3 separate regions of the Homo sapiens genome follow, and regions 1 and 2 are each linked to region 3. Evidence: chromatin loops called from intact Hi-C (ENCODE). Cell type or tissue: PC-3. All regions are shown on one strand. Links, peaks and the distances in the headings refer to the core of each region. The heading gives the core; the rest is flanking DNA.

What was found. A loop is a pair of places that touch in the nucleus more often than their neighbours do. Peaks named below come from ENCODE experiments on the same cell type or tissue, not always from the same donor. Only the 100,000 strongest peaks of a DNase experiment are listed, where the experiment ranks them.
Region 1: it touches region 3 in a loop (3.0-fold over the local background); 2 of 110 quality-filtered maps call a loop at or near these places.
Region 2: a loop joins it to region 3, with 7 times the contacts of the local background. A loop is called at or near these places in 23 of 110 quality-filtered maps.

Annotation. Positions count from the first base shown.
Region 1 is chr15:80,102,136-80,109,711 of GRCh38, forward strand. The region is part of intron 2 of ZFAND6 (zinc finger AN1-type containing 6); the gene reads left to right. Among named protein-coding and RNA genes, the nearest start is that of ZFAND6, 46 kb to the left of the region's middle. In PC-3, for the core only: no CTCF peak of the experiment used is centred there; DNase peaks (open chromatin) are centred at 3,656 and 4,166; H3K4me3 peaks cover 1,707 bases; H3K27ac peaks cover 2,351 bases.
Region 2 is chr15:79,990,381-79,997,956 of GRCh38, forward strand. No RefSeq gene overlaps it. Among named protein-coding and RNA genes, the nearest start is that of BCL2A1, 23 kb to the left of the region's middle. In PC-3, for the core only: a CTCF peak has its summit at 3,218 (motif pointing left); DNase peaks (open chromatin) are centred at 3,191 and 4,451; H3K27ac peaks cover 461 bases.
Region 3 is chr15:80,169,388-80,176,963 of GRCh38, forward strand. It overlaps FAH (fumarylacetoacetate hydrolase), which reads left to right. Exons shown (of 14, transcript NM_000137.4): 8 at 2,762-2,861; 9 at 3,627-3,757; 10 at 5,629-5,704. Among named protein-coding and RNA genes, the nearest start is that of FAH, 20 kb to the left of the region's middle. In PC-3, for the core only: a CTCF peak has its summit at 4,126; a DNase peak (open chromatin) is centred at 4,114; H3K27ac peaks cover 1,068 bases.

The DNA of each region.
Region 1 (7,576 bases), core at 1,351-6,350, 68 kb before region 3:
GTAGTTATTTTTATTTTTCATTTTTATTTTTGAGATGGAGTTTCACTCTTGTTGCCGAGGCTGGAGTGCAGTGGCATGATTCTCCTGCCTCACCCTCCCATGTAGCTGGGATTACAGACGTGTGCCACCACACCCAACTAATTTTGCACTTTTAGTAGAGACAAAGTTTTACCATGTTGGTCAGGCTGGTCTCGAACTCCTGACCTCAGGTGATCCACCCGCCTCCCACTCGGCCTCCCAAAGTGCTAGGATTACAGGTGTGAGCCCCCGCGCCCAGCCTTGCAGTTACTTTTGAATAAAGGTATTGACAGTTGAGTCAAGCAGTGTTGCAAGTATTGAAGTCTGTCAGTGACTGCTTCTCAGATTAAAGTGAGCCATCTGTTTATATGTGATATGGAGATGAAAACTGATTTTTACATTTAAATGCTAGTAGATTTCTTATCTAGAAGCACCTTTGAAGACTAGCAATGTTATGGGTGGCACATTAATTTAGAGTCTTTCAGGAAGGACTAGGTTTCAGTTAGTGGTTTTATTGTGAGATAAATTTATCTGTTTGAGATGATTCCACTAAAGGTTAAAAGTAGTCTGGATTTCAGCACTGATAATCACTTTTACTTTGTGCTTAGAAATAGTGTAGGTGTTAGGGGAGATACCAAAGGATAGGAACAAGCTATTAATGTTATGTTCTAAAAGAAATCACTGTTTACTGGATTCTAGTCAGGGACCAGAACACATGGAAATAGAAATCCATTCTACCTAAGGAAAGAAAAAAGGATTATTTTAAAAATCTTTGGAAAATCATATGTAATTGAATTGCAAGTATATAGCCTTGGTACTTTTTATGTGTGTGCTATTCTGTCTCCTCCCCACCTCCATCCATGACTTTAGATAGGTTCATCGGGTCAGTGTTCATCCAGGTCTAATCACCTTGTCTGGAGGGTTTATCCCATGGTACTAAAAGGTCAGCAAGAGCTGATTTATAGGTATACAGATTGTCTTAGAAGGGAATGTTAGTAGGGAGGCAGTGAATGGCATGTGTAACTTCAGTTTCTTCAACTGATTACAAAGGAACGTGTGTGAGAATGTTACCTTCCTTATACAGATTTGGTGAGGCCTAAGTCAGATAATCTATATAAAGTGCTTAGCCCAGGGCCTAGTACATAATAGTGAGTAGACATTTTCAGTGAGCACTTACTCTAATACATACCTAATTGTGTAGTTTCCTTACCTGGTTTTTTTAATTTAGGGAAAAAATTTGGAGAATTTGGTGGGATTAATTGGTAACTTGTGGATATTCACTCAGAACATCTCAATTCAAAGTGCCTGACTGAAATTTAACTCTTGTAACTAGCGGCCTAGATATGCTCTGAAGTGTTCATGGTATAGTATATCAGCCCGACCTCAGATTGGCTTACTGTTGAGCATTGTTGAGTTTGCTCTTAATCAAGAACTTAAAGTGTCCAAATTTTTTAGCCATCTGAGCCCCTTTATTTAATTGAAATCTTTTGCAGAAACCAGGTATGTGAAAACACCAAAAATGAACTATTCTATTTGAAGCAGAAATTTGTAACCCATTCTGCCTTCTCAGTCTGCTTTCTCCCTACCCTTTTCCTCTGCCTCAGCAATCTTTGATAGAACAAAAGCAGACACTTAGGAGAAATAAACTTTATGAAGGATTGCCTAAATGATAAGCCTGAATGATAAGTTCATTATTATTATTGTTTTTTTAAGAAACAAGAGTCTTGCTCTGTCACCTATGCAGGGGTGTAGTGGTGTGATCTCAGCTCACTGCAGCCTCAATTTCCTAGGCTCAGACGGTTCTCCCACCATAGGCTCCTGAGTAGCTGGGACCACAGCTGTGCACCACCACACCCAGATAATTTTCTTATTCTTTGTAGAGACGGGGATCTCACTGTGTTGTCCAGGCTGGTCTTGAACTCAAGCAATCCTCTCGCCTTGGTCTCCCAGAATGTTGGGATTACACACGTGAGCCACCGCCCCTGGCCGGATTTTATTTTTAACTCTGGCTCCACTCCATGAAGACTGGCTGTTAACTGAAGGTGGCCATGAGACTATTGATTTATATTAGAACTAAATAGCCAGAGGCTGGGTGGGCGGTTCACGCCTTATAATCCCAGCACTTTGGGAGGCTGAGGCAAGTGGATCATTTGAGGTCAGGAGTTCAAGACCAGCCTTGGCCAGTATGGTGAAACCCCGTCTCTTCTAAAAATACAAAAATTAGGTATGGTGGTGTGTGCCTGTAATCCCAGCTACTTGGGAAGCTGAGGCAGGAGAATCGCTTGATCCTGGGAGGTAGAGGTTGCAGTGAGCCGAGATCGCACCACTGCACTCCAGCCTGGGCGACAGAGTGAGACCCTGTCTCAAATCAGTCAGTCAGTCAATCCATCCATCCATCCATCCATCCATCCCAGAAACTTACATTTTACTTTTCAGGTATTATTGACCATATCATTTTGTGTTTTACTTGTTGTAAACTATAGATGAAATCCTCTTATGTTATCTGGGGTAATATTTCATTGTACTTTTCTTGAGTCGCTGATTTTGTTTTTCTTAAGTAGTCATATTCTTCTTTGCATTAGCTCCTTGAAAGAATAGAGTTGAATGGCTTCCAATTAGCAAATAGGCCTTTATGGGCATACATTTTATTTATTGACAGTATTTCTAACTTATTTTTTTTTAACCATTTTTACTTGGATTGACTATTTTTGCCTACTTTTGATATCATACAGCATGCATTTTTAAAGTCACCTAGAATTCTTTTCAGAGCAATTTAAAGTATATAAAAAACAGTAATATTTAGTGAACAGCACTTGTTCTAAAAAGCTCCCCTTTTCATTCTAAGGTGGTGGGATTCCCTGTTGCTTGTGGGTTTAAGTTCAGACTCCTTATCATGGAAACACAGATTTTGTGATGTGGCCTTATTCTAAGATCATTTCCCACTATCCTGTAGTCTAGGCACACAGAAGTCTCCCCTGGTAGACCACATACTTGCTTTTATCCTTCCTTTACAGTTATAAATATTGAGCGTAAGCACATAGTAAATTTTTGTTGCCAGTTATCCAGAGTAATTGATACATCATTTTATAAACTTTTGAGAGGAGGATGTTAGAAACCATTCCATCACACTTTTAATAAAAAACGGTATCATCTCAGGTGGAAGTGAGGCCTATTCACAGATCTCCTAACAGGTGATTACTGTCTCTGTGGCAAGGAGAACTTTTATGAACCTGCCCTTTGTGAGCTATGGGTAAATAAGGAGTCTTGGATTTATGACTGCAGCTACTATTAAATAGTGGACAGTTTGAACCTCTCTCTCTCATGATGAACTGCAGATATGTGACTTAAATAAGCCACCCAATTCTGAACTGAGCTTTATATTGCAACTTACGGGTTAAAGTATTTTCACAATCACCGTCCCAGTTGACCCCCTCAAAATTCTATGAGTTAGAAAGGACAGGCATCATAACTATCTTAAATGAAGTACTTCAGGCTAAGCACTTATCTAAGTAGGAAGTTTATATTCACAACCAACTTGAAGATGAGTCAGTTCTTTTTTCTTTTTACTACATATCAAGTTGTCCCTGTATATATAACAGTTGTTTTGCAGTGATTTGTAGTTAAACTTCCTTTCATGATGCATTTGTTAGTCATCCCTACAAGGTGTGTTACGTTTTAACTGAAAGAAAATCAGTTTCTGAAGTATCTTGCAATCATTTCTGGCATCCATTTTTATATACCTCTATGAAGTGAGAGTGGTGTATTCTAAAACTTTGTGGTTTTGATACTTAACATTTTGTGGTTTTGTGGCTAATAAAGTTGTAATTTTGGAGTTAGATGTGATGTTTGTGCAGATACGTGAAAATCAGACATTAGTATTTCTGTTCTTGTACCTACATTGATGAGAGCAGAACTGTGTGTCCTAAATATCTTTTACAGTGTTTAATAGCTAGCGGAGTGATAGGTACGATAAGTTTATCAAGATATCCTTGAACAAAGAGCTATGACAAAAGAAAGTACTTGCTTATAGTCATGGAATTTTGCTATGTCTTTCCTGATAATATCTCTAACCAAAATAGTTGTGAAATCATTTATTCATCCAGCATGTATTTGAGTACCTCCTATGTGCCTGGCATTAATCTAGAGCGGGAATTGGCCAACTATGACCCACTCACCAAATCCATTCTAGTCACCCCTTATTGTAAATAAAAGTTTTATTGAAACACAGCCATTCCTATTCATTTACTTATTGTCTGTGGCTTCTTTTTTACTGTAAAGGCGAAATTGAGCAGTTATGACAGACTCTATGGCCCACAAAGCCTAGAATAATTGCTCTCTGGTGCTTTAGAGAAAAAATTTGCCAGCCCTAATCTAGAGTGCTGGGAATATAACTCTGAAAAAACCAAATAATTTTTTCAGTATGTTAAATTTGTTTTTTTTTTTTTTGCTTCCATATTATAGGCTCTTTGTGCCTAGAAACTTATTATTTGCTCATTATGCATATTTTAATTCATGTTGAAGGACAGTGTTATTACAAGTAAGTTGTTTTCCTCTGAATTTGTGTAGGTATCTTTTTCCTCAGTAACCCTTTTCCCTGAAATGGGAGACTAATTAAGAACTGTGTGCCAAAAACCTCTGCAAGGATAGAGACTTCAGTTTCCAGTATGTGGATAAGAAACTAGATTGAGGAAGGCTTTACTCTGGGGTGACGTATCTCAAAATAGGTGAAAGAGGAAAAATACAATGAAGTGTAATCAGAATCAAGATTTAATAAAAGGGCCGGGCGCAGTGGCTCACGCCTGTAATCTCAGCACTTTGGGAGGCTGAGGTGGGTGGATCACCTGAGGTCAGGAGTTCAAGACCAGCCTGATGAACATGGTGAAACCCCGTCTCTACTAAAAATACAAAAAAATCAGCCAGGCATGGTGGCGGACGCCAGTAATCTCAGCTAGTCGGGAGGCTGAGGTAGGAGAATCACTTGAACCCAGGAGGCAAAGGTTGCAGGGAGCCAAGATTGCGCCACTGCGCTCCAGCCTGTGCAACAAGAGCAAAATTCCGTGTCAAAAAAAAAATAGATTTAGTAAAAATAATTTGTTTCATCAGGAATACTCAGCAAGTGAAACTGGTTTTTTGTTTTTTAACTGTGAGAGTATGGTGATGAATATAATGACTACTATTAGGTAGTCATTACATAATGACATCACCATATTATGTGACATCTCCTTGTCATATAACGACAACTGTACTATTATAGTATGGTTTGGTGCCGCTGTCTTGATGGCATGTTAAAGCTCTAGCTGTTTTACCCTTCATTGCTTTTACACTGCCAATGCAAATGTCAACACAGTGAATAAGACGAATAACAAGTTCTTGTTATTATGAAAATAGGGGCTGGGCGCAGTGTTTCATGCCTGTAATCCCAGCTCTTTGGGAGGCTGAAGCGGGTGGGTCACCTGAGGTCAGGAGTTCAAGACCAGTCTGGCCAACATGGTGAAACCCTGTCTCTCCTAAAAACACAAAAAGTCATGATGATAGGCACCTGTAAATCCCAGCTACTCAGGAGGCTGAAGCAGGGGAATCACTTGAACCTGGGAGGCGGAGGTTGCAGTGAGCCAAGATCGTGCCACTGCACTCCAGCCTGGGCAACAAGAGCAAAACTCTGTCGAAAAGAGGAGAGGAGAGGGGAGAGGGGAAGGGAGGGGAGAAGATGGGGTTGGGAGGGCAGCGGGGAGGGGGAAGGACCTCTGAAAGGATCTCAAGAATCCCCAGGAGTCCACAGATACGCTTTGGGAACTACTGATTTAGAGTGTGGACTCCAGCCAACTGCTTGGGTTGAATCCCAGCTCCTCACTTACTAGCTGTGTGTCCTTGAACAGTTTATTTCTCTGTAAAATGAGAGTGCTAATAGTACCTACTTAATAGGACTATTATGAGGATTAAAGGGATTGGTATTTATAAGTGCTTGGCACATAAAGTTCTATATAAGTATTGCTCAGTAAATGGTAAAGCAAGTTTTCTTCTGTAAAAAATGTGCAGTTTCATGAGCAGAAAAGATATAAATTTAGAGAATGACCATATATTAAACTTTAAAATTAGGGAAGGACATTCATTTACAATTGAAGATTTACCTTAGGGGGAGAAGAGATTTTTTAAAAGGTTTTGGGTGGAGGGGTTGGGGGGAAGTACAAAGTCTACATAGTTGAATTAAAAGCTTTAAGGGCAAAGAGGGAATAAAAAGCCATAGATAGATCGATCAATCTGTGGTAATCGTGAGAAGAAAGAGAATGAATGTCCATGAATGTGGAAGCCAGTGGGAAAATTTGAACGGGTTCCTCTTTTTGCAAATAAGAATATTGGGTGGCCTTGTGCTGGTAAAAACTGTGCCTTGTTCTTTAAGGTATGTGATATGAAACCTAGGTCAGTTTGAGAATATGAAATTCACTGCAACTTAATTTTACTAATAGAATTACTGTTTGGTATGCTAAATTAGTCACATTGCTAAATGAACCTCTTTCTGAGTAGGCTGAATGGAAAAGATGCCCAAAAGCTTGGAGCATGAGGCCAGGCATCCTTGTTTTTTTGTTTTTTTTCTTTTTTTTTGGAGTCTCACTCTGTTGCCCAGGCTGGAGTGCAGTGGTGCAATCATGGCTCACTGCAGCCTCCGCCTCCTGGGTTCAAGCACTTCTGCCTTAGCCTCCAGAGTAGCTGGGATTACAGACGCCTGCCACCACGCCTGGCTAATTTTTGTATTTTTAGTAGAGACAGGATTTCACCATGTTGACTAGGCTGGTCTTGAACTCCTGACCTCAAGTGATCTGCCTGTCTCGGCCTCCCAAAGTGCTGGGATTACAGGTGTGAGCCACCGCGCCTGCAGGCATCTTTGTTCAGTGCATGAACTGTATAGTCATAGGTGGCACACCTTGCTGACAGATCTAGATCTCTTCTTAAACAGCAAATTCAATTTCTTTAAAAGGAGCCTTTCTCGTTTTTTGCCTTGGGATAAATCCTTGGCTACTAGTGGTGGTGTGCAGGTAAGGTGGCAGGGCAGTTTCATTCATACATTCAATCAATATTGAATGCCTGCCATTTACCAAGCATTATTCAAAGCATCAGTGAACAAAATGGACAAAATCCCTGCCATTAGGGAGGTAACATTTTAGCAAAGGGGAGACACAATATAATAGTAAATTAAGATTAGGATAAGGACGTTGAAGAAAAATAAAACCGGAATTGATGCTGGGGACAATTTTAAATAAGTGGCAAGGGAATTCCTCCTTGAAAAAGGTAACATTTGAGCAGAGACCTGAAGGAGGTGAAGAACCTAGTCATAAGGATTTCTGGAAAGTAGAAGGAATAGCAAGTACAAAGGCCTCAGACAGGAAAATACCTGTCATACCCAGCAACGTGTATGGTAGGAAGGGGAGTAAAAGAGGAAGTCATGTAATGGGGGACCAGATCATGAAGAGCCTTTAAGTCAAGGTAAAGAATTTGTCTTTTAACGCTTTGTAAGTTGGGAAGCCACTGGAAGATTTTGAGTAAGCAGGCAGTGTGATTGATT
Region 2 (7,576 bases), core at 896-5,895, 180 kb before region 3:
CGTTTAATAAAAGGTACCTTCCACAGGAAACTCCCTTCCTTTGTCATCTTTGGTATCCCCATCTCCATCTTCCACAACAGACAGTTTGAACAGCCGCACCACTCCAGCATCAGGACAGTTTGGGGGGGTTTCCAGAATCTTCTATTCCCACTTCCCATTTCTCAAATCATTTGACCTGTCGTACGTACAAAGTAAAAAGTCCTAGACAAGAGACAGGAGAGGATTTAAATTCTTGGCCAAGCTGGGGACATTAAGGAGGCCTCCAGGGCAAAGCCTCTATGCCTACAGCTGAGTCTTCATTGTGGATCTTAGTCCAGGTACAGAGGAATTAATGGTCAGAGGTGGTTTCTCCCTGGTTCATTACATGCCTTGTGTTTGGTAGCATTTTGAACGCATGGGGGAAGCGGTAGGGCTCAGTGCAGTGGTTTGGAGACCCCATGGCCTGTGCACAAAGCATCTCCTCATGTCTCAATTGCCCCTCACTGGTGAACTGTTCATAGTGCAGGGCCCCTGCTCAGGAGGTCTTCTCTTAACCTGAGGCAAGGTGGGTGACTCCCGTGGTCCCACCTAGATGGGCTGGCCATCCTAAGGAAAGGTAGCGATCATTCCAGGCCTAGGTACACCCTCTCAGTGGAGATGCCGGAACTACTTCCCACAATGACACAGGCGCTGTCAGGACGACAGACTCAGACTAAGTCCAAACCAAGGGAGGGCAATCCCAGCCCACCTGTCCTTTCTGTCTTGGTTCCCTCTCTGCCAGCCAAGCCCAAGTGGCCAGTCCCAGCTGCTGGCTCCTGCCCATAACAGGGCATCATGTGTCTGCCCTGAGGGGCTGCACTTTTCTCCACAGCCAGGCAAGTCTGCCCTGGAAAGTTGCCTTTTTTTTTTTTTTTTTTCCGGAGACGGAGTCTCGTTCTGTCACCCAGGCTGGAGTGCAGTGGCACGATCTCGGCTCACTGCAACCTCTGCCTCCTAGGTTCAAGTGATTCTCATGCCTCAGCCGCCTGAGTAGCTGGGATTTACAGATGTGTGCCATGGATGCCCGGCTAATTTTTGTATTTTTAGTAGGGACAGGTTTTCGCCATGTTGGCCAGGCTGGTCTCAAACTCCTGAACTTAGGTGATCTGCCTGCCTCGGCCTCCCAAAGTGCTGAGTTTACAGGGGTGAGTCGCCACACCAGGCCTGGAAAGTTGCTGTTCAAACCACTCTGCAGGCCGGGCGTGGTGGCTCACGCCTGTAATCCCAGCACTTTGGGTGGCCGAGGCGGGTGGATCACTTGAGGTCAGGAGTTCAAGACCAGTCTGGTCAACATGGTGAAACCTTGTCTCTACTAAAAATACAAAAAATTAGCTGGGCGTGGTGGCATGTGCCTGTAATCCTAGCTGCTGGGGAGGCTGAGGCAGGAGAATCACTTGAACCCGGGAGGCGGAGGTTGCAGTGAGCCGAGATCGTGCCACTGCACTCCAGCCTGGGGGACAGAGTGAGACTACGTCTCAAAAAACAAAACAAAACAAAACGAAACAAAGCAAAACAAAAAAACCACTCTTCAGTTGGCACATGCAGGCAGACAAGCCTCTGGAGTCAATGATGGCAAAAGTAACTGTTCAGGTTTTATCAGATTTTCCCTGTTGTGTGTTTTAAGCAAAAAATGCCGAAGAATCTTTATCTGAATAGCTCAGGTTTTTCTGTGGTCCAGTAAGAGGACATTGGGTGGGGAAGTAGGGGGAATGTACCCATATAAACTGGATGCATTCATTATGTTTTCATTGATTATTTATTGAACTCCTGCTATGTACCTAGCACTGAGCTGGGTGCTGAAGATGAAGAAAAATCAGACAAGTCCTGCCCTCAAAGAGTTCCCCAGACTAGACTAAGTAGCAATAAGACATAAACAGAAAAAGCTATCATAAAATAAAATAGAAAGCAATGAGTGTAAAAGGATTATGGTAAGGTGACGTAAGAATTTTTCTTTTTTTTTTTTTTTTAGACAAAGTCTCACTCTGTTGCCCAGGCTGGAGTGCAGTGGCATGATCTCGGCTCACTGCAACCTCTGCCTCCCAGGTTCAAGCGATTCTCAGCCTCCTGAGTAGTTGGGACTACTGGTGCGCACCACCATGCCCAGCTAATTTTTTGTATTTTTTGTCTTCAGTAGAGACAGGGTTTCACCATATCGTCCAGGCTGGTCTCTAACTTCTGACCTCGTGATCCACCCGCCTCGGCCTCCCAAAGTGCTGGGATTACAGTCATGAACCACCGCACCCAGCCGTAAGGATTTTTAAAAGGGAAAAAAAATGAATATTTACTGAACATCTAGCATGTGCCAGGATCGCACTGAGAATTCTACAAACCTCATCTCATTTAAAGTTTGTAAAAGGACTTATTAACTGTTTCACGGAGGAGGAACCCAAGACCCAGAACTTGACAGGTCACACAGCTAGTAAGTAGCAGAGCCAGGATTAAAACCCAGGGCCATCTGACTCCAAAATACATAGATTAAATGCTACTTGTAAATTTTTCTGCTAGGCATGGTGGCTAACGCCTGTAATCCCAACATTTTGGGAGGCCAAAGCAGGAGGATCATGTAAGGCCAGGAGGTCGAGATTGCGGTGAGCTATAATCACACCACTGCACCCCAGCCTGGGTGACGGAGTGGAACTTTGTCTTTAAAGACAAAGTTGTCTTTAAAGAAAAGTTTTTTTTGCCTGGGCGCGGTGGCTCACGCTTGTAATCCCAGCATTTTGGGAGGCCGAGGCGGGCGGATCACGAGGTCAGGAGATCGAGACCATCCTACATGGTGAAACCCCGTCTCTACTAAAACACAAAAAATTAGCCGGGTGCGGTGGCGGGCGCCTGTAGTCCCAGCTACTCAGGAGGCTGAGGCAGGAGAATGGCGTGAACCCAGGAGGCGGAGCTTGCAGTAAACCGAGATCGCGCCACTGCACTCCAGCCTGGGCGATAAAGCGAGACTCCGTCTCAAAAAAAAAAAAGAAGTTTTTTTTTGTTTTTCTTAAATTCACATATAATGAATGATAAATGCAACCACTTGATAGCTCTATTCAGCATAACAAACAATTGGGTATCAATCTCATCTCTAACTCTGGGTTATTGGGGCTTCTGCCGTTGCTGGGCTTGGCAGACTATCACGTAGGAAAATGTCCCAAGACTATCTCAACAGGCCGCCGCAGGGCGCCATCTCGTGTTCTCAAATGGAACTGCAGCGGAGGAACCTTTGTAGTCCTGAGCCCCTTCCTCTCTCTCTACTTAATATCAAACTGCAAAGTGCTGCAGGCACCATTACCAAAGGCTTAGCCTGAATTGAGAAAACCAGAGACCTCTGGCAACTCTGTATGGGAAAACACCTGCAAATCAGAGTTGCTGTTCTGCTGTGTTTGCAACAAACGTCCTTCATAATACAAGGAGTTCCTTGTCTGTGACAGACCTTTGCTAAGACACTGGAGATTTGAGAGGGAAGATGTGGCCCTTGAGTTGCTCACAGTCTAGTGAGGGAACAGCCAAATGCATGAAAATCATAACTGCATGTGCCAAGTGCTCTGATAGAGAGGAACACAGAGTGAATTGGAAAGCCTCCCGGATGAGATTACCATGGAGCTGAAGCTTTGGCATGTGTAGGAGTCTGTCAGACTGAGAAGAGGTTAAAGATAGATGATCCAGGCTGAAGGATGGGATAGAAAAGTGAACAGAAGCTGGGGCAGAACTGCAAGTGTTTCAATTTCAGCAAAGTCCAGTTAACAACCAGTGGAGGAAAGGCCACAGGTGGCCAGGGGCCAGGTCATAAAGGATCTTCAAGTGATGTTAAGAAGAATAGACCTTCTCCTGCAGGCTATGGGGCTTGGAGCAAGTCACTGACTCAGTTAGATCTGAATTTTATTTTATTATTATTATTATTATTATTATTATTATTATTATTATTATTGAGATGGAGTTTCGCTCTTGTTGCCCAGGCTGGAGTGCAGCGGCATGATCTGGGCTCACTGCAACCTCTGCCTCTTGGGTTCAAGCCATTGTCCTACCTCAGCCTCCCGAGTAGCTGGGATTACAGGCGCCTGCCACCATGCCTGGCTAATATTTTTTGTATTTTTAGTACAGAGGGGGGTTTCGCCATGATGGCCAGTCTGTTCTCGAACTCCTGACCTCAGGTGATCCACCCGCCTCGGCCTCCCAAAGTGCTGGGGATTACAGGTGTGAGCCACTGTACCTGGCCTAGATCTGCATTTTAGAAAGAATAATCTAGTAACAGAGGAGAGTCTGGAAGGGAGAGGACCAGAAACCAGGAACCTGGTTCAGATGCTTTCGTAATTTGGTAATCCCCTTTGTAACTAGAGAAGACATACTTGAGACCCAAATTAAGGTCAAGATCATCAGGGTGGAGACAAAAAGACAGATCTGAGAGGCATTAAGGAAGCAAAACCACAGTGACCGATGACTTGGGAATGAGGAAACTGGAGGAGTTGAGTAAGTAAAGGATACACTCCTGAGGGCAGGTTTGATGGAGAGGATAAGATCCGCTTAGGACATGTGGAGTTGGTATTGAAGGAACAAAGGAGGCAGTTCAGTGGGTCTGGAGCTTTGGAGAGATGTTTCAGCCAGAGACTGGGAGTCATTCACATATTTATAGCTCTGAAGTCTTCGAAGAAATTGAAATCACCCATGAAAAGCGGGTCGTGTGGGACGAGAAGAAAAAGCATAGGATAGTACCTGGGGGACCTTGGATGTTGTTTTCAAGCTTCTAGAAAAGGAGCCTGTACAAGATCAAGAAGGTGGCCCAAAGTGGTAGGAATGAAAAACAGGCACATATGGAATATATACTTCTGAGAGTACCGAAGATTTTCCAAAGGGTATCCAGGAATGGAACTTTAAGAGAATCTTCAATTTCGTGTGTTCTCTTTTCTAAGCCAGATTGCTTGCCAATGAACCAATATTTGAAGGATTGTGCTGTGGGTTTTCTTTCCTACTTCCTATTCCACAATCCTAGTCTGCCACTGTGGTGCATTTTTCCCCAGGGTATGAAAATCTAGGGTGCCAGAGCAAAGGGACAGCTCAAAGTTTTAGTGTAGACAGTGACAGCATCACTAGGAACCAATCAAATATCAGCTGATACACTGTTAAAAGCAATTCTGATGATAGATTATTATGTGATTTTGGGAGGAGATTTCTAATTGAATGACATTTATATAACAAATCTTTCCTTCCTATCTACTTATTTTGTTTTAAAAAAATTTCTCAGTGCTTATGGTCATAAAAAAAATAAACAAAAACAGAAAAAAGAAAAAGTGATGCTGACCCCTAGCAAAAAGAAATAGTCACTCATGGATATATAAACAAATAGATAACATAATTTTTTAAGTCCTATCTGTCTCATTAAGAGATGCATCCCCAGCCGGGTGTGGTGGGTCACGCCTGTAATCCTAGCACTTTGGGAGGCCGAGGCGGGTGGATCACCTGAGGTCAGGAGTTTGAGACCAGCCAGGCCAACCCGGTGAAACCCCATCTCTACTAAAAATACAAAAATTAGCCTGGTGTGGTAATGTGGATGCATCATCCCCAACAAAAGTATACACTTTCATATTAAGATTTATAAGATACTTGTTATTTTGAATACTAATAATTATTACAATGATAACTGCATCCAAAAGAAATTGCTCTTCATCTGACCCTTTTCCATTTAGTCCTGCTGTGAAAATCTTTGTCCCGGCCCCTGCCCCATGTCACTCGTCAGTTTCCATGATTCCTCCTCTCTGTTCCAGGCTCTCCCAAATCCACTCCCATCTCTCAACACCCCAAGACTGATCTTCCTACAGTCTGACCATAGGAGTCCCTGGGAACCCAAAGTGTGGGCCCTGGGGCTCCAGCATCAGCATTGGCATCACTGTGGATTTTTTTTTTTTTTTTTTTTCGAGACGGAGTTTCGCTCTTGTTGCCCAGACTGGAGTACAGTGGCGCAATCTTGGCTCACTGCAACCTCTGCCTCCTGGGTTCAAGCAATTCTCCTGCCTCAGCCTCTCAAGTAGCTGGGATCACAGGTGCCCGCCACCACACCTGGCTAATTTTTGTATTTTTAGTAGAGACGGGGTTTCACCATGTTGGCCAGGCTGGTCTGGAACTCCTGACCTCAGGTGATCTGCCCGCCTCAGCTTCCCACAGTGCTGGGATTACAGGCGTAAGCCACTGCACCCGGACCCAGGATTTTCATTTTGGTTACAATGCAGCTCAGCAGTCCTCCAATGGAATACTGAATAAACAAACTATAGTACATATGTAAACAGAATACTACTCAGTAATAAAAAAAAGACTGGGCTGGGCACGGTGGCTCATGCCTGTAATCCCAGCACTTTGGGAGGCCAAGGTGGGCAGATCACTTGAAGTCAAGAGTTCGAGGCCAGCTTGGCCAACATGGTGAAACCCCATCTCTACTAAAAATGCAAAAAATAGCTGGGTGTGGTGGTGGGCACCTATAATCCCAGCTACTCAGGAGGCTGAGACAGGAAAATTGCTTGAACCCAGAAGGCGGAGGTTACAGTGAGCCAAGATTGCACCACCGCACTCCAGCCTGGGCAACAGAGCAAGACTCCGTCTCAAAAAAAAAAAAAAAAAAAGAACGAACTATTGATCTATTGATACAAGCAACACAGATAGATGTCAACATATTATGCTAAGTTTAAAAAGCCTTATAAAAAGGTAAATACTGTGTAAATACTGTATAATTCCATTTATATGAAAGTATAAAACAGACAAAACTAATCTATGGTGGAAAAAAAATCAGAGGAGTGCATATCTCTGAGGAGCAAAGGTGAAGATTGACTGTAAAGAATGTAAGAGGAGGCTGGGAACAGTGGCTCTCGCCTGTAATCCTGGCACTTTGGGAGGCCAAAGCAGGCAGATCACCTGAGGTCAGGAGTTCGAGACCAGCCTGGCTAACATGGCGAAATCCCGTTTCCACTAAAAATGCAAAAAAAAAGGCCTGACGTGGTAGTGCACACCTGTAGTTCCAGCTACTCAGGAGGCTGCGGCAGGAGAATCACTTGAACCCGGGAGGCGGAGGTTGCAGTGAGCTGAGATTGCACCATTGCACTCCAGCCCGGCAACAGAGCGAGACTCCATCTCAAAAATAAAAATAAAGGCCAGGTGCGGTGGCTCACACCTGTAATCCCAGCACTTTGGGAGGCTGAGGCGGGTGGATCACAAGGTCAGGAGTTCAAGACCAGCCTGGCCAATATGGTGAAACCCCATCTCTACTAAAAATACAAAAATTCGCCGGGCATGGTGGTGGGTGCCTGTAATCCCAGCTACTCAGGAGGCTGAGGTAGGAGAATCACTTGAACCCAGGAGGCGGAGGTTGCAATGAGCCAAGATCGTGCCACTGCATTCCAGCCTGGGCAACAGAGTGAGACTCCATTTCAATAAGTAAATAAATAAATAATTTTAAAAGAATATAAGAGGACTTTCTGGGTGATAGCAATATCCTATATCTTGGAAGAGGTTTGGGTTACACATGCATTAGTCAAAATTGAACTAATGTACACACATGAGGCGAATCTCATCTGCAGTTAATTGACTG
Region 3 (7,576 bases), core at 2,234-7,233:
AAAAAACAAAAAACAAAAACCCAAAAATAATAATTACCACGAGTGACAAGAGTCAAGTGTATCAGCCCCATGGCTGGGCCCATACAACCTCAGAACTGTGGTCACTTTAGGCTGCATACTTTTTTATTTGTTTTTTGTTTTGTTTTGTTTTGTTTTGTTTTTCTGAGATGGAGTCTCACTCTGTCACCCAGGCTGGAGTGCAGTGGCACTATCTCGGCTCACTGCAAGCTCCGCCTCCTGGGTTCACACCATTCTCCTGCCTCAGCCTCCCGAATAGCTGGGACCACAGGCACCTTCCACCATGCCTGGCTAATTTTTTGTATTTTTAGTAGAGACAGGGTTTCACCATGTTAGCCAGGATGGTCTCGATCTCCTGACCTCGTGATCCACCTGCCTCGGCCTCCCAAAGTGCTTGGATTACAGGCATGAGCCACCGCGCTCGGCCAGGGCTGCACACTTTTTTAAATTAAACTTTTTATTTTGAGGTCATTGTAGACTCACATGCAGTTGTGAGAAATAGTACAGAGATCCCAATACCCTTCACACAGTCTCCCCCAGTGGCAACATCCTTCGTAACCATGGTGCTCTATCACAACCTGGATGTTGATGTTGATACAGTCGGTCCCACCACCTGAGGATCCCTCATGCTGCCCATTTTTCAGAGGGGACACTGAAATCTGGGCAGCCCCCAAGGTGAGGGGACCAGGGAAGTGATGGAAAGGAGGAGCTGACCTGGGGGAGGCAGCGCTCCGGGGACCTGGCAGGGTCTTCAGCATCTGCTGGGTTGTCTGATGCCCAAGGTTGGAGTCAGTCTCCGTGTGGGAAATGCAGACAGGCAGATGGAGGGGGCTTTCCCATAGTCAGCACCTACAGTTTTAGGCGTTGCCTCAGGAAGCTCTGAGTGCCTCATCACTGATGGTGTAGAAGAAGCTGTCATGGGGCCACCGAGTCAGGCTGAGACAGTGGGAAGCCCTGGTTGGTGGAGGCAGGCTGAAAGGCCCGTCTGCTTTTCTGGAGCTCCCTGTCTCTCCTGGGCTTCCCTGTGATTTCTCTGGATTCAGTCCAGAGGAGGGAAATGAGTGGGCACTGCCGAATAGCCCGTGGATAGCAGGGCATTCCCTGCCAGCCCTCTGCCTCCTCCTGCCTTAGCAAGGGTACTATGTGAGACTGCGGGAGGAGGACCCCCAGCTGAGATTCATCAGAGCAGGGCATCTGAGCCCTGGTTTGGGGCCATGGTCTTCTCTCTGGGAGAACTAAGGACTCTGCAGGCAGACACTTCACCTGTTGAGAGGGAGAGAGAAAAGACAGAGAGTCAGCATGTGGAGAAATGGTTGGGGCAGAGAGCCCAGGTCACCTGGACTAGTGCTTTTGGGTTCTTTTTTTCATCTTGATGAAAAATTTGCAATGTTTAACTATTGTCACAGAACAAATAAAATGGTGACTAAGTTTTGCAAATGTCATGGCTGAGTCTATGTTTTTCAAAGAGATTTTCCCAAATTTTTCTTTCTAATGATGCCTGGCTAGTCTGCTGGTTCATGGACATCACGTTGGTGCTGTTTTTCTTTAGAGGTAGTGGGATGACAGATAGGGGTTAGAGGCCGTGGGGTGTGCTCTCTCTGGTACTATTTGCTGCATGAAGGAGGCAGTCTTTTGGTTTTTCATTTTTCATTAAAAAAATTTATTTTTTATTTTTTATTTTTATTTTTAAATTTTATTATTATTATACTTTAAGTTTTAGGGTACATGTGCACAACGTGCAGGTTTGTTACATATGTATACATGTGCCATGTTGGCGTGCTGCACCCATTAAGTCGTCATTTAGCATTAGGTATATCTCCTAATGCTATCCCTCCCTCTTCCCCCCACCCCACAACAGACTGGATTAAGAAAATGTGGCACATATACACCATGGAATACTATGCAGCCATAAAAAATGATGAGTTCATGTCCTTTGTAGGGACATGGATGAAACTGGAAACCATCATTCTCAGCAAACTATTGCAAGGACAAAAAACCAAACACTGCATGTTCTCACTCATAGGTGGGAATTGAGCAATGAAAATTTTTATTTATTTTATTTTTTTATTTTTTGAGACAGGGTCTTGCTCTGTCACCCAGGCTGGAGTGCCGTGGCGTGATCTCGGCCTGCTGCAGCCTTGACCTCCCTGGCTCAAGCAATCTTCCCACATAAGCCTCCCAAGTAGCTGGGACTGCGGACATGTGCCACCATGCCTGGCTAATTTTGTTTATTTTTTGTAGAGGTGGGGTCTCACTATGTTGCTCAGGCTTGTCTCAAACTCCGAGGCTCAAGTGATCCTTCCACCTCAGCCTCCCAAAGTGCTGAGATTATAGACGTGAGCCACAGTGCCTGGCCTGGTTTTTCATGACATGAATACAAACCCTGATAGTTTCAGTTTTACAAGCCTCATGTGGCTGTCAAGTCTTGAAAGGCAAAGGCTGTATGGGATGAAGAGGAAAGAGCAGAGTGGCCTGGGATGCACTGAAGGGAGGGGAGGCTGCTTTGGAGCTCAGGGGAGTGGAAGGAAGGCCGATGGCGGGGGCAGGGCACACCACTGCACTCTGCTTTCCTGAGGCGTCCATCTGACCTCTGACTTAGAAACACAGTGGATTCATGCCAGGCCCCTGTGGCAGTCCTGGTCCATGGCTGGAGTTTGGAAATACCTGACCTTTGCTCTCTAGGTGACAAGTGACCTGGGCGGCAGATCAGCTCCAGATTCTAATGAACTCTCCCCCATGTAAGGCTTTTTTTGTAGGCCCTGGAAACAGATTGGGAGAGCCGATCCCCATTTCCAAGGCCCATGAGCACATTTTTGGAATGGTCCTTATGAACGACTGGAGTGGTAATTACTGGAGCTCTGCTCCTGTAGAGATGACGGGGAGGAGGCTGGGGACTTGGGGCAATTTCATAGAAGCTGAAGATCTGGTGCAGGTCAAAAGTGGCAGGTGATGCAGTGACTGAGAGTGGGGGTCTGGGTATCAAACAGACTTTCAGCTCTAAGAACTCGGGCCACTCACTTAACTCCTCTGAGCTCCAATTTTCTCGAGTGGCTAGGGACACGGCTGACATCATAACTAATATTTACTGAGCACTTATGTGTCAGGCCCTGTGCTTAACACCCTTCGTATATTCTCCCGCTGATCCCTACACGGTATGTGCAATATTATCTTCCCATTTTACAGATGAGGAACTGAGGCACAGGGAGATTTCAGTTAGTTGCTGAACTAAGATTTGAAGCAAAACAGTCCAGCTTCTGAGCCTGAGCTCTCAACCCTTTGCCATACGTGGGAGGAAGATGGCACCATAAGCCCCAGAAAGTGTCTCTCTCATAGTTTGAGAATGAGCTTCCAGCCCCTTCCTGGGAGATATCCTGACCACCGTTTGGTCATCCTTCTCTTTGCTGTAACCTGGCACAGTGCCCTCAAAGGACCTCTGTCCTTGGCATTGAATGCTCTTGCCCCTTTGTCCTGGGGCAGCCTGACTGGGGCTGATCTTTGTGGAGATGGCAGTGCTAGGTGTCTCTGCTCCTTGGTCAAGGGCAGGAGGGGGTCGTTGGGAGATGCCCTGATCAGCCTTTGTAAGTCCTGGCTGTGCCCTTCTTCTGCAGCACGAGACATTCAGAAGTGGGAGTATGTCCCTCTCGGGCCATTCCTTGGGAAGAGTTTTGGGACCACTGTCTCTCCGTGGGTGGTGCCCATGGATGCTCTCATGCCCTTTGCTGTGCCCAACCCGAAGCAGGTAAGCACATTCTCTGCAGGAAGCTCCCAAACCCAGCCCTGCTGCCTCTGAGGCTGCTTGCCCACTGAGTGGACATGCCAGGCATGCAGACCATCAGGAGGGAAGCTCTGTGCCCACGGCATGCCCACAGCAGAGTGCCTGGGAGTTCCTGGCCACGATTACTTCCAGGCAGCCAGGGCATCATTCTCCCTTGTGGTTTCCCTGGCCCTGGCACAGTTCTTGGAGAAAACACAGAATTTTGTAACCTTAAGAATCTTGCAAGACCCGGGGGATCTGGCCAGTTGGCAGGAGGAGTCCCTGCAGGTACCAACATTGCACAACCTCCCAGGTGGCCATCAAATCTTGTTCTGTGCAAATGGCGCCACCTGGACCCCAACTCATAGAATGCAGCTTGGAGCCCAGCAACAGGGAGTCCCTGCAGCCTCTGGTTCCCGGCACCGCTTGGTCTACCACTGGGTCTAGGCCTTGACCCCTGGTTCCAGTCCTCCCTTCTCAGCCTGTTGCAATCTGCCCCACTCCATCACTGGCAACACCTGGCCAGAGTCACCTGTGACCCGATAGTCAGTGTCATGACCTTGTGTCCCCTTCAGCATGGACTTCCTGTGGCCCCTCACTCTTGTTGGCATTCCCTCACCCCTTGGTTTCTGGCATGTGACCTGTCCTCGTTCTCCAGTGTCTCTGAGTCCTCACGATGCCCCTCTCCAATTCTGACCTCCCTGTGGGGATCCAGGCTGAGCTCCCAGCCATTTGCACATCCTCGCTTGAGCATCTCACCACGCATTTGCTGGGGGCCTCTACCAACACCCGGTGCTGGTCCTGCACCCACACTGCTCTCCCATGCTCCTCTGCCTCTGGGGTCATCTCATGTTTGCTGTGCTACAAACAACCCTGAGGTCTTTCCTTGCAAGCCAGTTCTAGTGAAGTCCTGTGGGGCTTTCACCCTCATCCCTTGCTCTCTCCTCGCTGCTCCCTACCACAGCACCCCCTGCCCACCCTGGTCATTTTCAGTCGCCAGGACTTGACTTTCTCTCTAGCTGGCAGCGGCCTTGTCTAGTCTCCCTAGGGCTGCAAGGCCACAGCCTCTCTTTGCTTGTCCTCCAGTCATCTGCCTTCTTCCGGGTCGGTCATCACAGGGTTTTGCCTGCCTTCCTCTGTGCCAGCCCTTCCCCAACACCATTTAGGTACAACACTACTATTCCCCCTCTGAACTATTATTTACTTAATGTTTTCCTTCAGAGTGGCTCCCAGTTTAAACTTAATATATTAAGAAGGGAACTTTATATTCCTACTGGCATCACTAGCTACACTGTTTCATAACCATTAGTATCACCAAAAACGATCTCATGTCCCGTGGGTGACTCATGTACCATGCTTTGGAAAACACTGCTTTTGGCCGGAGTGCAGGCGTTCTGGCCCAGCCATCCAAGCTGCCTCCCTAGCTGGCTCCAGCACCAGCCAGGGCTGTCTACTTCTGTTGTGACCCCTCTGCCTTCCAGGGGCCCTGCAATGCGCTTTCAGGCCCAGCCTTTCCTCACAGGCCAGGCTTTGTTCTCCATCTCGGCCTGTCTGCTGCCCACCTTCCCTTTCTCTCCCCTCCTGTGGCTTTCAGGAACATCTCTGGTTTGGCTCCTGTGACCTTTGACCTGCTGATGCCCCTTCCTTGGCTGCATTTCCTAGAGACCCACAGTATGATCCCCCCTACTGCTATCCAGGGACACAGTGCTGGGTCCCTGGAGAGGGAATGCTCCTGCTGTCTCAGACCCTCTGCCTAGGGGAGCAGGTGCTGCTGGGGGCCTGGCTGGTATGGGGGCCCAGCCGGGTGAGCTCAGCCCACCTGCCAGTGACCTCTGTGCTGTGCTTTGCCCTCTCAGGACCCCAGGCCCCTGCCGTATCTGTGCCATGACGAGCCCTACACATTTGACATCAACCTCTCTGTTAACCTGAAAGGTATGTTGTAGGGGGACTGACATGGCCAGGAGCTCTGAGGCAATGTGTGCCTGTGTGCCTTGTCCTGAAGGCTCCTGAGCTTTGGCAAGGGTGAGGGCACGTGCTACAGCCCTGGAGATGTGTGTGGCTCGTCTAAAGGAAAGAGGAGGGGAGGGGAGGGGACACCCTGGTGCTCACTGGGAACCTAACTGGGCCCATAGGGCATTAACCCTGTCACTGAGCTCTCAGTGGTAGGGCTGAAAGGATGGAGTCCGGGACTTCCATCTTCTGCTTGAATCCCCTCCCCAGCCTCTCCAGGGGCTGCCTGGCTCCTGCTCACATATCGCCACTGACCCTCACTTCCGTGGTGGGTGGCACATTTCATTGAGTGCCTGTTTGAAAGCATGTCCTTGTGGGTCTGTTCGCTTGGCTGAGCCCCTGGGGCCACACAGAGCCAGCGCATCAAGACCCCAGATTCCCACCATGGGCCAGCCCTGAGTGTCTTGCAGACAGACCCGAGATCCCCACCCTGGGCCAGCCCTGACATAGACAGGGCCCACATCTCCCTGTGGCTGCTCAGCCCGCCTCCGCGAACAGGCCCAATGGGGCGTTGGTAATAAAGAGACTGGCTCTGCAGGCCATGACTCTGCTGCTCAGCTGTGGGACTTTGGGCAAGTTGCCAAACCTGGCCATGTCCTCATTTGTCATCTATGAAATGGGATAATAGCGGCGTTGACCTCATGGTGTGTTGTGAGGACCAAACATGTCAATTCATGCAAAGGTCTGGGACAGGGTCTGTACCTAGAAAGAGTCAGGTGTCATTTTCCAATCCCAACGGGGGCCCTCGGATGGGGAGGGTTTGCCTGGTGGCCACACACAGACCTCCTAGCCACACTCTGGCCAAATCTCCTTTTTAGCTCCATTCCATTCCTTTTTCTTTTCTTTTCTTCTTTTTTTTTCCCCCGAGATGGAGTTTCACTCTTCTTGCCCAGGCTGGAGTGCAATGGTGCGATCTTGGCTCACCACAACCTCTGCCCCTGGGTTCAAGCGAGTCTTCTGCCTCAGCCTCCTGTGTAGCTGGGATTACAGGCATGCGCCACCATGCCTGGCTAATTTTGTATTTTTAGTAGAGATGGGGTTTCTTCATGTTGGTCAGGATGGTCTTGAACTCCTAACCTTAGGTGGTCTACCCACCTAGGCCTTCCAAAGTGCTGGGATTACAGGCGTGAGCCACCATGCCCGGCCAGCTCCATTTCTTTCTTCTGTCTGCTCTGTCTGTACACTCCAGGCTTTGCCATGTCTGTCTCACTGTCAGTTCCAGGGTCTCGGCCCTTCATGAGGTGGTTCCTGTCAGGAGGCGCAGTACACTGCAGGAGCTGTCGCCATGGGAGCAGGATGCTCCATGGAGAAAGAGCTGTCACAGAGAGCCTCCTGGCTGCCCAGGGCCCTCTGGGAAGCTGTGCTGGGCCCGCTCTTTCAGGTTCCAGGTCAGGAAGCTGAGGCTCAGAGAGGAAAAGGATTCACCCCGAGCCACCTACCTGGCTAATGGCAGGGCTGGGACTCAATCCAAGTGTGTCACAAGTTCTAGGTTGGCCTCCTGCCACCCACAATGCGTGCTTGGAGTATACTTTCTATCTGGTTTTGTCCTCAGTATTCCTGGCTGCCTAGAGGTGAACCTGCCCGCCCGGGGGAGGCCACTGGTAGAAAAGGGACAAGATTATCCAGAAAGCACAGTGTCCAGAGATGTAGTCCTGCATTTGCAGTTCTGATGTTCTGAGTTGGGATCTGGGCGAAAGGGTCTGGGGAGGAGCAGCCTTGGCAGACCCAGACCTCGCATGGCTGAAGAGCACACCTGTTCTGTGCCACCTCAGAGGGGAAGTTAGGACCAAGGGA